Regions from separate parts of the Homo sapiens genome. Here region 1 is linked to region 2. A link is an interaction called in ENCODE POLR2A ChIA-PET data of the cell type or tissue named here. Cell type or tissue: OCI-LY7. All regions are shown on one strand. Each heading gives the region's core, and the rest is flanking DNA. Links, peaks and the distances in the headings are about the cores only.

The links. ChIA-PET counts read pairs that join two places held together with the same protein. Peaks named below come from ENCODE experiments on the same cell type or tissue, not always from the same donor. Only the 100,000 strongest peaks of a DNase experiment are listed, where the experiment ranks them.
Region 1: POLR2A ChIA-PET joins it to region 2 with 5 read pairs; 7 of 35 experiments call an interaction of 5 or more read pairs at or near these places.

The regions. Positions count from the first base shown.
Region 1 is chr6:26,372,413-26,377,788 of GRCh38, reverse strand. It overlaps BTN3A2 (butyrophilin subfamily 3 member A2), which reads right to left. Exons shown (of 11, transcript NM_007047.5): 6 at 4,692-4,892; 7 at 4,493-4,513; 8 at 4,376-4,402; 9 at 3,416-3,462; 10 at 2,991-3,018; 11 at 1-1,992. The coding sequence ends at 3,422. Among named protein-coding and RNA genes, the nearest start is that of BTN2A2, 8.0 kb to the left of the region's middle. In OCI-LY7, for the core only: no CTCF peak of the experiment used is centred there; a DNase peak (open chromatin) is centred at 2,338; H3K4me3 peaks cover 790 bases; H3K27ac peaks cover 1,695 bases.
Region 2 is chr6:26,161,318-26,166,693 of GRCh38, reverse strand. It overlaps H2BC6-AS1 (H2BC6 antisense RNA 1), which reads left to right. Exons shown (of 3, transcript NR_186648.1): 2 at 3,018-3,386. It also overlaps a transcript of H2BC5 not described here and the pseudogene LARP1P1. Among named protein-coding and RNA genes, the nearest start is that of H2BC5, 5.9 kb to the right of the region's middle. RefSeq lists an enhancer at 5,372-5,376. In OCI-LY7, for the core only: no CTCF peak of the experiment used is centred there; DNase peaks (open chromatin) are centred at 1,250 and 2,745; H3K27ac peaks cover 3,070 bases.

The sequences.
Region 1 (5,376 bases), core at 278-5,277, 210 kb before region 2:
TCTTAACTCCACAACCACTCACAGTGATCTCGATCCTGGAGCTGTCCTGGGAAGGGAACCTCAGGGCTACATGTGGGCTCTTCCCATGCAGGAAAAATCAGGCTGGAAAAGAACGGGCAATTGGCCAGGGACTGAAGCTGAACATCTCCCAACTGCACAAATTACCGTGTGAGTTATGTAAGCTACTTAATGTTGCCCTGCCTCTGCTTCCATACTTGCCAAATGAGACTACCTGACAGGGTGTTGTGAGGATTAAAGGAGTGACACCCACCAAAGCTCATAACACAGCACTCAGAACGTTTTAAATTCTCCATTAATGTTAGTCATTGTTGTTCAGATCCCAGCTCTGTTGTTCACTATTCCTGTCTGCTTTGTAAAGTCAATACACTTTTCTACACCCCAGTTTCCTTATCTGTATAAAGGGGCCAATAAGGTGGCACCAAACTCAAACAACTGTCCTATGGAATAATTGAATGAATATCAGTAAAGTGCTTCAGTGTGTGCCTGTAGCTTTATGGTTCTGACTGGCTGTTGTGGAGGGTGAGACCCTTAGCTCCAGGCTGGGCAGGGAGAAGCAGAGATGTTACTTCAGCCTGAGGCTCCCCACTTTCATTAGCTAAGCCTGGGGTCAGTGGTATCTCCAGGGAATGATCAGGCACTAGGTCGGGATCGGGGGAACTCTCTACTTTTGGTATTGGGCAAACGGTCAGGGCAGTGGGCTCCAAGGTCAAAATTCTGAATACAGGATACAGAGGCTCAGAGGAAGAGGCGTGCAGAAATGTGTAGATATGAGATCCATCCGTGGCATTGTAGAACGAGATATGTCCAGTCTCATAGTCCAGGATGACCCCCACTTTCCTAGGAGGCTCAGGAAGTTTCAGGTTGGTTCTGGGCTCAGTGAGAGCCCGATACTTATTCCCATCAGTCAGGCCCATAGTCCAGTATCCGTTCTCCGGTGTCATTTTGACCCAAACTTTTTTCCTCTCCACGTTCTTACTACATACCCCAATATGCCACTCTTTTCTGTCCCCCACTTCCACCTCCCAGTAGTGTCTCTCTGACATGAAGCTTTCACAGCCAAGCACACAGTAACGCCATTCAAATCTCTCAGGGTTGTCTGGTAGGTCATGGGGCTCCTCAGCACGCTGTACACTCCTCTGGTCCTCAGAAACAAGGAGGATGGCATTTGCCATGTCTGGATACAGAATTACATCTGCTGCAGAGAGTTTGAGGAGGTGTCCATGGGGTCAGCCATTTTTCCTGGATTTAAGAGCCACAGCATGCAAGGCTTGGGCCATGCTGAGGAGGTCCTTCCAGAACCCCGTGTCCCTAGCCTGCCCTGAATGTGATTCTCTCATCAATGTCATTGGTGAAAGCCCCAGGGGTCTAGTGACCAGAGGGGAAATGAAAGTAAGGTCAGTATCTGCCTAACCCAATACCCTGATGCGGCCCCAAGAAGCAACAAGGATCCTCTTTCTACATTTTTGTTGTTTCCCTCCCCACATTGATTCTGCCCACTGATGCTTTATACTCAGAGGTTAATTTTCTTTTCTTTTTTTTTTTTTTTTTTTTTCTTGAGACAGAGTCTCGCTCTGTCTCCCAGGCTGGAGTGCAGTGGCGTGATCTCGGCTCACTGCAAGCTCTGCCTTCCGGGTTCATGCCATTCTCCTGCCTCAGCCTCCCGAGTAGCTGGGACTACAGGTGCCCGTCACCATGCCCGGCTAATTTTTTATTTTTTGTATTTTTAGTAGAGACGGGGTTTCACCGTGTTAGCCAGGATGGTCTTGATCTCCTGACCTTGTGATCCGCCCTCCTCAGCCTTCCAAAGTGCTAGGATTACAGGCATGAGCTGCTGTGCTGGCCCTCAGAGGTTAATTTTCAATCTTCACTCGACCACTCGTGAGCTAAATGAGTTCCCCTTTTCTGCAGTCTATTTTTCCATACATCCAATTTATTTAACAAGGTGGAGCCTCATCTGAAGCATTTCCTCACCTGAAAAATGGGGATAAACATATGAATCTCTAGCGCTGTAGAAGGCAATCATATTATTTACTCAGCCCACAGCAGGCCATGAAGGAAGCTCCTCATCTTCCTGATAGCTGCAAGGCCGTCTCTGTGCTGGGCTCTGTGTGGGGCCTTATATGCCCTAGATTCACTCTCCAGCCTTCAGCTTTCTCCACCCTCTTCTGGACCCCAGGAATCTGTCCTCTATGGACAGTGCCACTGGGCTCCCTTGTCCTCTGGTTTGCTGCTGTGTTTGGCCAATGGGAGGCCCTGATAGAAGATTAGAAGGAGAAAGAAAGGAGATACACACCGTTTAATTTCCTGCTTCCTCCCTGCCAGCAGCAGCTGGTGGTGCTCTAACAAGGCCCGAGGACTCTTCTCAGGAAGCTCCCTCGTTAAGCTACCTCTTTCTCTGGGTTCCAGTAATTGCCTCCCCTTTTTAGCCCTCCCAGGCTAGGGGTGGAGACAGCTCCCCACTGTTGGGAACCATGGGGGCACTGCACTTTTCCTTGTTGCTTTCCCTTAACCCTTCTTTCTGGAAACCTTGTCCAACTACCCAGTTTGAGCTCACCATCTATTTCTTGCTAGGTTTCTGCCAAGCATGTTCATTATTCCTTCAGTCTTCACCTCAACCCCCATGAAAAACAGATTGCAATCATCATCTAAAAATGTGGAGGCCAAAGCTTGGAAGCATTAAATCCTTTGAGGAGATACAGGCAGTAGGTGGCATGAGAAGCCTGGGAAGGACAAAGTTCTTTGGGCAGGCATCACCTCCTCTCCTTGGCATTTCCATCCTCACTCTCCCTGCAGTATTACTCAGTGTGTGTCTCCTTCCCTTCACCTCCACCCTTTATGCGTCTTCCTACCCACGAAGGAAGTCAAGGGAACTTTTCTGCTCCAAATCACAAGAGTTGGAGAAGAAAAAAGGAAAAAGGAATATAGTCCCTCAGGTTGTTGGTCCAGGGAACATGCAGTGATTTACTCACCAGGCTTGAAGAGGGCCATTTTTCCATTCTGAAAGGAAGGAGACACAGATAAGAAAAAGGTCAGTATTTTTGTACTTTTCCCACTCCATTCTCCTCTCACTACATGTTTTCTCTCCTTTTCTTTAGAGTCTCTTCCAGGGTCCAGCTTCCCTCCTCTACAGCTCTGATGGATCAGAGGTGGCACCTTCTCAAAAATGTCAGGCTTGGCTCCCTGTGTCATGGGGGGTGCAGGATGCATGGCCAGGCTTTACAAGGGGGTGTGCAGGATCAGGAGTTTCTCAGAGGCTCCAGAAAAGCGGAGGTGAACCCCCACCACACAGAAATTGAGTCTTTAGATTAGATCTAATTAATCCAGCTGAGAACATCCACGGGTCACAGTGGAGAAAAAGTTGAAATATTCAGGGCATGTGACCCAGCAAACTTACAGAGCATCAGGCTGACTTATTGGTATCGGACGAAGACTCCTCTCCACCTACAATGAAAGAAAGGTAGAGGTGTCACCAGAACTCTGCCTTTTCTGTGTTGGCCCCTTCCCCTTCTTTTTGCATCCATCTAGTCTTTTTTTTTTTTTTTTTTTTTTTTTTTTTTTTTTTTTTTACCATCCCACCCTTCCCCATGGTCTCCATCTTCAGGTACAATTCTTTCTTCACCTCTTCTTAATATCAAGTCTGGGAACATCGGTTGAACGCTAGTGGCAGGGCAGGCACTGTGAGAGTTCCTTCCCAATGGGGTCCAGCTCATCTGTTTTGAATGTGTACCTGGGCATAGGTGTCACCATGTCTATATGTGTATGCCTAGGAGTACAAGATTCATCCTTCTCAATCTGTATCATTTCGTACCTTGCTCTAAAAAGAATTTGGGAAATTTAATGAGCAATTTCAGGGACTAGTTTTTGAAAGCAGTTATGATCTATCTGTACCAACTGAGCCACTGTAGCTACTCCTCTTTATTAGACACACTTTTCTCCCTCCCTCTCTCTTTTCTGATTTTCTTATTTCTTAAATCTTCCATTCTTGTTTTCCTTTCAACAGCCTCTAGATTATGGGAAACAACAAGTAAGTTTCCTGCCATAGAAAATGCACCTCATCCTTCTCTTCCCTCTTCCTTTTGAAGTGTACCCCTGGATATTCCTCAGTGCTTTTTAGAGCTTAAGGGTCTGTAGCCCCTAGTACAAAGAGATTGAAGACCTCTTTTTTTTTTTTTTTTTTTTCTAGAGAGAAAAAGCACTGGGTGGTTTCTCCAAAGAGCCACACTTGTTTTCTTTTTCTGGGTAAAGGGATCCAAGACCACTTTTCAACCCTGGGCTATGACTTATGGGCTGGAAAATAATGAAGCAGAGAGAGAGTAACAGATTTGAATTCAGAGAAAATGTCAAAGCCACTCACGAGTCAAGTACTGGATTTTTTTCCTCTCTGCAATGGAATGAACAGGGAAGAGTCATCAAGGTGCTCAAAGCGAGGATAGGAAGACATGTCTGGATCTCTGGGGGAATGGTAACTTACTGAGTTCCTCCTGGAGGCTCTCTGGAAAATAACCAAAAAAAAAAAAAAAAAAAAAAAAAGATGAACTGTTATGGGTGAGGTTGGTGTTTCGGGAAATAAACCTTAAACATGATGCAGTGCCAGGGTAGGGGAGAGAGGTGAGGTTTTCAGGCTGGGGCATGCAAGCCAAGAGCTTAGATTCTCTGCTTGCGTTGGATACCTCTTAGGCTTATTTCCCGCTCTGTTGCAGCATATCCCATTTCTTTCATCTCTTGCTCACTTTCTATCTCACTGGACAGAGCAGTTATTTCCTTCTGTTGTCTCCACAAGAAGTAACTGGCTCCGGCGAGAAGCAGCAGCAAGATAGGCAGGGTCCCTGCCAGGGCTGCGATCCAGGGCTGGGCGCTCCTGAAGAAGGGGTCTGCGAAGGGGAGAGCTGTAGGTCATGGGCGCTGGTGCGCTCAGCCTCCCCAGCCTGCAGCACCCCAAGCTTTAGCTGCTCAGCTCAGGTCGGGGGTGGGGAATCTATCTCATGAGGTTAAATAAGGATTCTCTCCCTAAAGTCTCAGAGGACTATAGATAAGACTTTGGTAAACCCTCACTACAAGCTACTACTATTACTTATCTTGAGATGTCTGCCTCTCACATGGAAAGTAACTTGAGCAAAGTCATACACATTTTTTCTAAATATTTTTTCAATAGGTAACACATTTACATCGTTCAAAACTACATACACATAAAGTCACGCAACTCTCTCATTCACCCTGTCCTCCCTCCCTCCATGTATTAACTTCTTAGTCCACTTAATATGATGCTTAGGAACATAACCTGTGGAGTCAGAGGGTATGGGTTTCAATGCTGGCTCCCCCATGTGACTAGCAGTGTGATGTTGGACTACTTACATA
Region 2 (5,376 bases), core at 205-5,204:
AGCCAAAAGTATCCCCCTCTGCTCGTGCCGACCACCAATCTATGTTGAGATGAAGTCCTTACCTCCCTGCCCCAAAGGGGCTTCCTCTTTGAGGAATGTGTGTGAAGAAGATGGCAGCCCCCCTGGCCTGGGAGTAAACCCCAGATAAGAACAGCCTTCCCCCACATCCCAAGGCTTCTTTGTGCCCCCAGAAGCAGCATAGGAAAAACAATGAAGTTTCTGTGGTGCTGGATACAGTACATGGCTGCGTGACCTGAAGGAAAGAAGGAATAAAGGGAAGGAGGAGGGGGTCCAGGAGGCCAGTATCTGGTATGATGCAGAGCAGGCACCAGACTGAGCAGGGAAAGGCCTCAGATTCCACTGTCATAGCAGAGACCATGGTTTGAGACATGGGTCATAGGAACTGAAATGGGCTTCCCACATACTAACCACTGGGAGGTCAAAGGCAAGGAAGGGCCCAGGCTAAAAGCAATGAGATGCCAAGGTAACAGGCAAGACTTTGTCAGCCTGTGGTACTGTCTCCTACTTCCAGCCTTTGGGCTCAACAGAGGAACCAGTTGAAAAGGAGGGTCAAAGACACTGAGTAAGTGAGCAACAGGACCACCAAACTCCTCTGTGTTGCCCAGATCCCACTGAGAGTGAACAAGGAGTTATCCCTGTATCCAAGACACATCCCAGTCTGTGTGGGTCAGTCCTTCATCACCCTCCCTAGCTTCTGATGACAGCAGACTTCAGCCATTCCATTGTCATTCACAGCCCAACCCAGTCAGTGGCTGAAGAAGAGAAGTCAGGTATACTCTATGTCCACATCTATTTTCCTGCCACAGGGCTTCACCAGCTGGCAGGGTTCCCTCCTGGCCCCCACCTCCTTTTCATCCCTCATTCCCAGGTGGGGTCAATTGGAGGGTGGGCAGAGATAGATGGCTTACAGAGGGGGGATGAGACCAGGCCCTAGGAGGAGAATGGCAACTTTCTCCACTTTTTAAGAGAGACAGAGCCTCCTTGACGTCTCAGAGATCTTTCAGGTCAACACAGGAAACATTTCCAAGCCTCAGCTGTGGGTGTTCACCTTTTCTCTCTGGGGTAGGGGACATGTTCCAGCTGAGAACAAGTATGTTCCAGATGCAGGCCAAGTTTGTTCTCCAAAAGTTTGAAACAAACTTGGCCTTGGGGTTTCATGGGTAGGATGCAGGACGTCACGGCAGGACGGGGCCTGACATGAGGCAATAGCAAGCAGAGCAGGGACACAACGGTAGCAGCTGTGTACAGACACAGGATGTCAGCTTCAAACGATGCAATAGCAAGGATATCTTGGGCATGGTTCTGATCCAAGCCACCACAAACTCTTGCCTCCAGGACAGAGGCTGTGTACATGCAGCAGCCCAGAGAAAGATTCTAGGGAGTCCAAGACCAGGCACATCCAGAGAAGGTGGGAGCTCTTTGGGTTGGCTCTCCATCGTGGAAAACAGACATTTGGGTATTTCGGATTCCCACTCCACAATAAGGCAACTTAAAAATATTTCCAAAAACAAAAATCCAAGGGGAGAGGATAGACATCATTTTCTGTGGATTCATTGGGGGATTTCTGATTTCTTGTTTTTTAATTGTTGATTTTTTTTCCCATTTTCCCAGGGATGGAAAGGTCAGAGAAACATAAATCATCTTTCAATATAGTCTTTCCTGATATGAGCAGCATCTCTCTGGGCTGGGGAGTAAAGAGTGTGGGGAGAGGGGAGTGAGGAGAGGCTAGAATCTTCCCCCAAGCCCCAGTTTTAGATCCTTTGGTTTCCTTCTCCCAGAAGATGGCAGAAGGGCATGGTAGGGACAGCAGAGAGAGAACATGGTGATGATAAACCCTACAAGATCAAGGTGCCGGTTCTCCTGGGGCTCAGGGGTACCACCAGAGCCTTCCATGGGATGGTGCTGGGCAATGGGGCCTGCAGAGCCTTCTTGTGGGCTGCATAGTTGGCTGGAAGGGGAGCAGGAAGATGTTAGGTGTGGGGACCAGGGTTGCAGCCTACTAGCTATGGTAGGGCTGCAGATTTTGGTAATCCAGATGAACTATCAATAATTTAAAATTATATATATATATATATAAAATCTCCCTTGCTCTCCCCTCTCAGAAGAAGTTAGGATGTAAAGAATCATAGAGGAGAGGGAAGGGGATGTTGAGGCTCCTGTCCAGGGGAACTCTGATAGCCCAAATGGTGTACACATTGCTACTCAGTACAAAGGCCCATCCTAATAACTCCAGGCTTGTCCTTTTTTGTTCCCTGTCCTGGGACTGGGCATGGCCATGCACTTCTTGCCCATCCCATCCCTTTCCCTGCCTCAAGCCCCAGGGCTAAATGGTTTTTCACTTTCCCAAATCTGTGTGTCTGAGTGCTGGCTTGTCCACTTGGCATCTTCCAGGATGGGCTGGCCAGTGGGTGGTATAGAGGGCTGGCTGATCATGGTGGCAGGTCTGCTGGGAGACTGAGAGGGGCACTGCTTCCTGCCCTCACCCCTGCCACCTCCTGCTACCACTGAGTGTTGCTTGTGGTTGGCCTCCTCACCCACGGGGGGATCTACTCAGAAGTCTTCAAGACTTTGGAATTTGCTGAGGTATTTTTGCAGTTGGGGTCAATGTCCACATTTTTGGCTTTGGAATATTTCAATAAGTTCTTTTACTATTCTTATCTGAAAGGGTGTAGCTTAATTCTACTTCTGGGTATGTGCCAGATTTCAGTGACTTGTTTATATTGAATAACATGTGCCGGAGGAAATGGCTCACACCTGTAGTCTCAGCTACTTGGGAGTCTGAGGCAGGATTGCTTGAGCTCAGGAGTTCCAAGGTGCAGTAAGCTAAGATCAGGTCCCTGCATTCCAGCCTGGGTGACGGAGCAAGACTCTGTCTCTAAGAAATAAATAAATAACGTTTAAAAAGTGTGGCAGAAGTGTGTAAGTTTCGAATCTTGTTCACAAAAGGCATTGCGGCTTATTCCTTCCCCTTTCTCTTTCTTTTTTCTCCTGCTAAGAGAAAACAGTTGTTTGGTTTTGAAGATAATCAGTTACCCCTCTAGAGAGGTCTAACGGGCAAGGAACTGAGGCCTCCACCCAAAAGTCGGCTTGAACTTGCCAGATATGCGAGTGTGCCACCTTGGAAGGGAATCCTCCAGCTACAGTCAAGGATTCGGATGATTGCAGCCTATGTTTACAGCTTGACTTCAACCTCAAGGAAGACCCGGAGCCATAACCACCTAGCTAAATCACTTCTGGATTCCCGACTCACAGAAATTAGTTTTGGGATAATTTGTTACACGGCAATAGATAACATAATAGACATGGGGAGCCCCACAGTTAAGCTTATAGAGCTACCATAATTTTTATAATGAAACTTGATAAAGGTAAGCCCAAAATAGAACATAATAGAATGGGCCAGGTGCGGTGCCTCATGCCTGTAATCCCAGCTACACAGGAGGCTGAGGTAGGAGAATCGTTTGAACCCAGGAGGTGGAGGTTTCAGTGAGCCGAGATTGTGCCACTGCACTCCAGCCTGGGTGACAGAGCGAGACTAAATCTAAAAGAAAAAAAAAATCATAGAATGATTTTATGCAAATAGAAATGGAAAAAAATCATGAAAAATATTAACAAAATTTACCCAGGTATTATTTAAAATAATAGTATACCATGACCAAATAAGATTTGGACTAGGAATAAAAGCATGAATCAACACAAAGAAATCTATCTATACTTCATGGCAACAGGTTAAAAAAGAAAAAGCATATGATTTCTTCAGAAGTCAAAGTGATCGAATAAAATTCATAAATCATACCTAATAAAAAATCTTAAAAGAAGATTAGAAGGAAACTACCGGGCTCGGCACGGTGGCTCACACCTGTAATCCCAGCACTTTGGGACCCCATGGTGGGCAGATCACTTGAGGTCAGGAGTTTGAGACTAACCTGGCCAGCATAACAAAACCTTGTCTCTACTAAAAATACAAAAAAATTAGCCGAGTGCGGTGGTGTGCGCCTGTAATCTCAGGTATTCAGGTGGCTGAGATGAATGCGGGAGGCTGGGAAGTGGAGGCTGCAGTGAGCAGAGATCCGGCCACTGCGCTCCAGCCTGGGCAACAGATAAAACTCTGTCTCAAAACAACAACAACAACAAACAAAAACCAAAAACTACATTAACACAATGAAGACTACATATACACATCCATGCACATACACACAAAAGCAATTATAAATCATCAACCACCGAAGTCATTTCTATGAACAGGAGGAAAAAGACAATACCTGGTAGCATGTCTAATGTGACATATTGTTTGTGATGGTAGCTAGCACAGTAAGATGATTAAAGCAAACAATAAATAGTTATGGGAGAGAATATCGAACATTTTTATTTGCTAATAGTACTATATGCAATTAAAATCAAGTCAGTCGACTATTGATTAGGATTAATAGAATTTGATAAGGTTAGCTAGACACAAAATTCATGTAAATAACCAATTATCCAATTATCCTCCTACATGCAGAATTTCAAACAGTGCTTTAGTGTGAGGTCATATGTCAATATGTAACAGAAGTCACAATCTTTTGAAAATCAGTATTACATCTGTAAAAATTTGGAGAGCTTAATTAATTCACAGCACACATAGTGACTCCCTTTTTTTGTATCATTTTTCTGTTTAAATATTTACTTTGTTAACCTAGGCTTGCTTTGATGAGCAATACATTAGGTTTCAATTTTTATTTTCTTATATTATTTTTAATTATTAGTAATCCATCCATTCTAGAAAATTATTGGCCATGATCTTTTAAATCTCACATTTGCATCATTCTCCCTGATTGTTTCTTCTGGTACTGTGATTAGGTCAACGTCAGATCATATTTTACTACTAATTCTAGGTCTCTTTTCATTTATTTATTTATTATTTGAGACAAGGTCTCACTCTCATTGCCCAGGCTGGAGTGCAGTGGTGTGATCATGGCTCTCTGCAGCCTTGATTTCCCTAGCTCAAGTGATTCTCTCACCTCAGCCTCCTGAGTAGCTGGGACCACAAGCACGCACCACCATGCCTGGCTAATTTTTTGTATTTTCAGTAGAGTCGGGGGTTTGCCATATTATTCAGGCTGGTCTCCAACTCCTGGGCTCAAGCAATCCTCCTGCCTTGGCCTCTGAAAGTGCTGGGATTACAAGCATGAGTCACCTTGCCCAGCCCTAATTCCAGGTTTCTTAAACTCACTTTTGCATTTTTATCTCTGCATTTCAGATAATTCCTTAAGATCTGATTACATAGTTTATTAAATTTCTACCGGTAGGTCCAATTGGCTGCTGTTAAACACATGCAGTAAGCTTTTCATTTCAATTTGTCTTATAATTACATGTTTA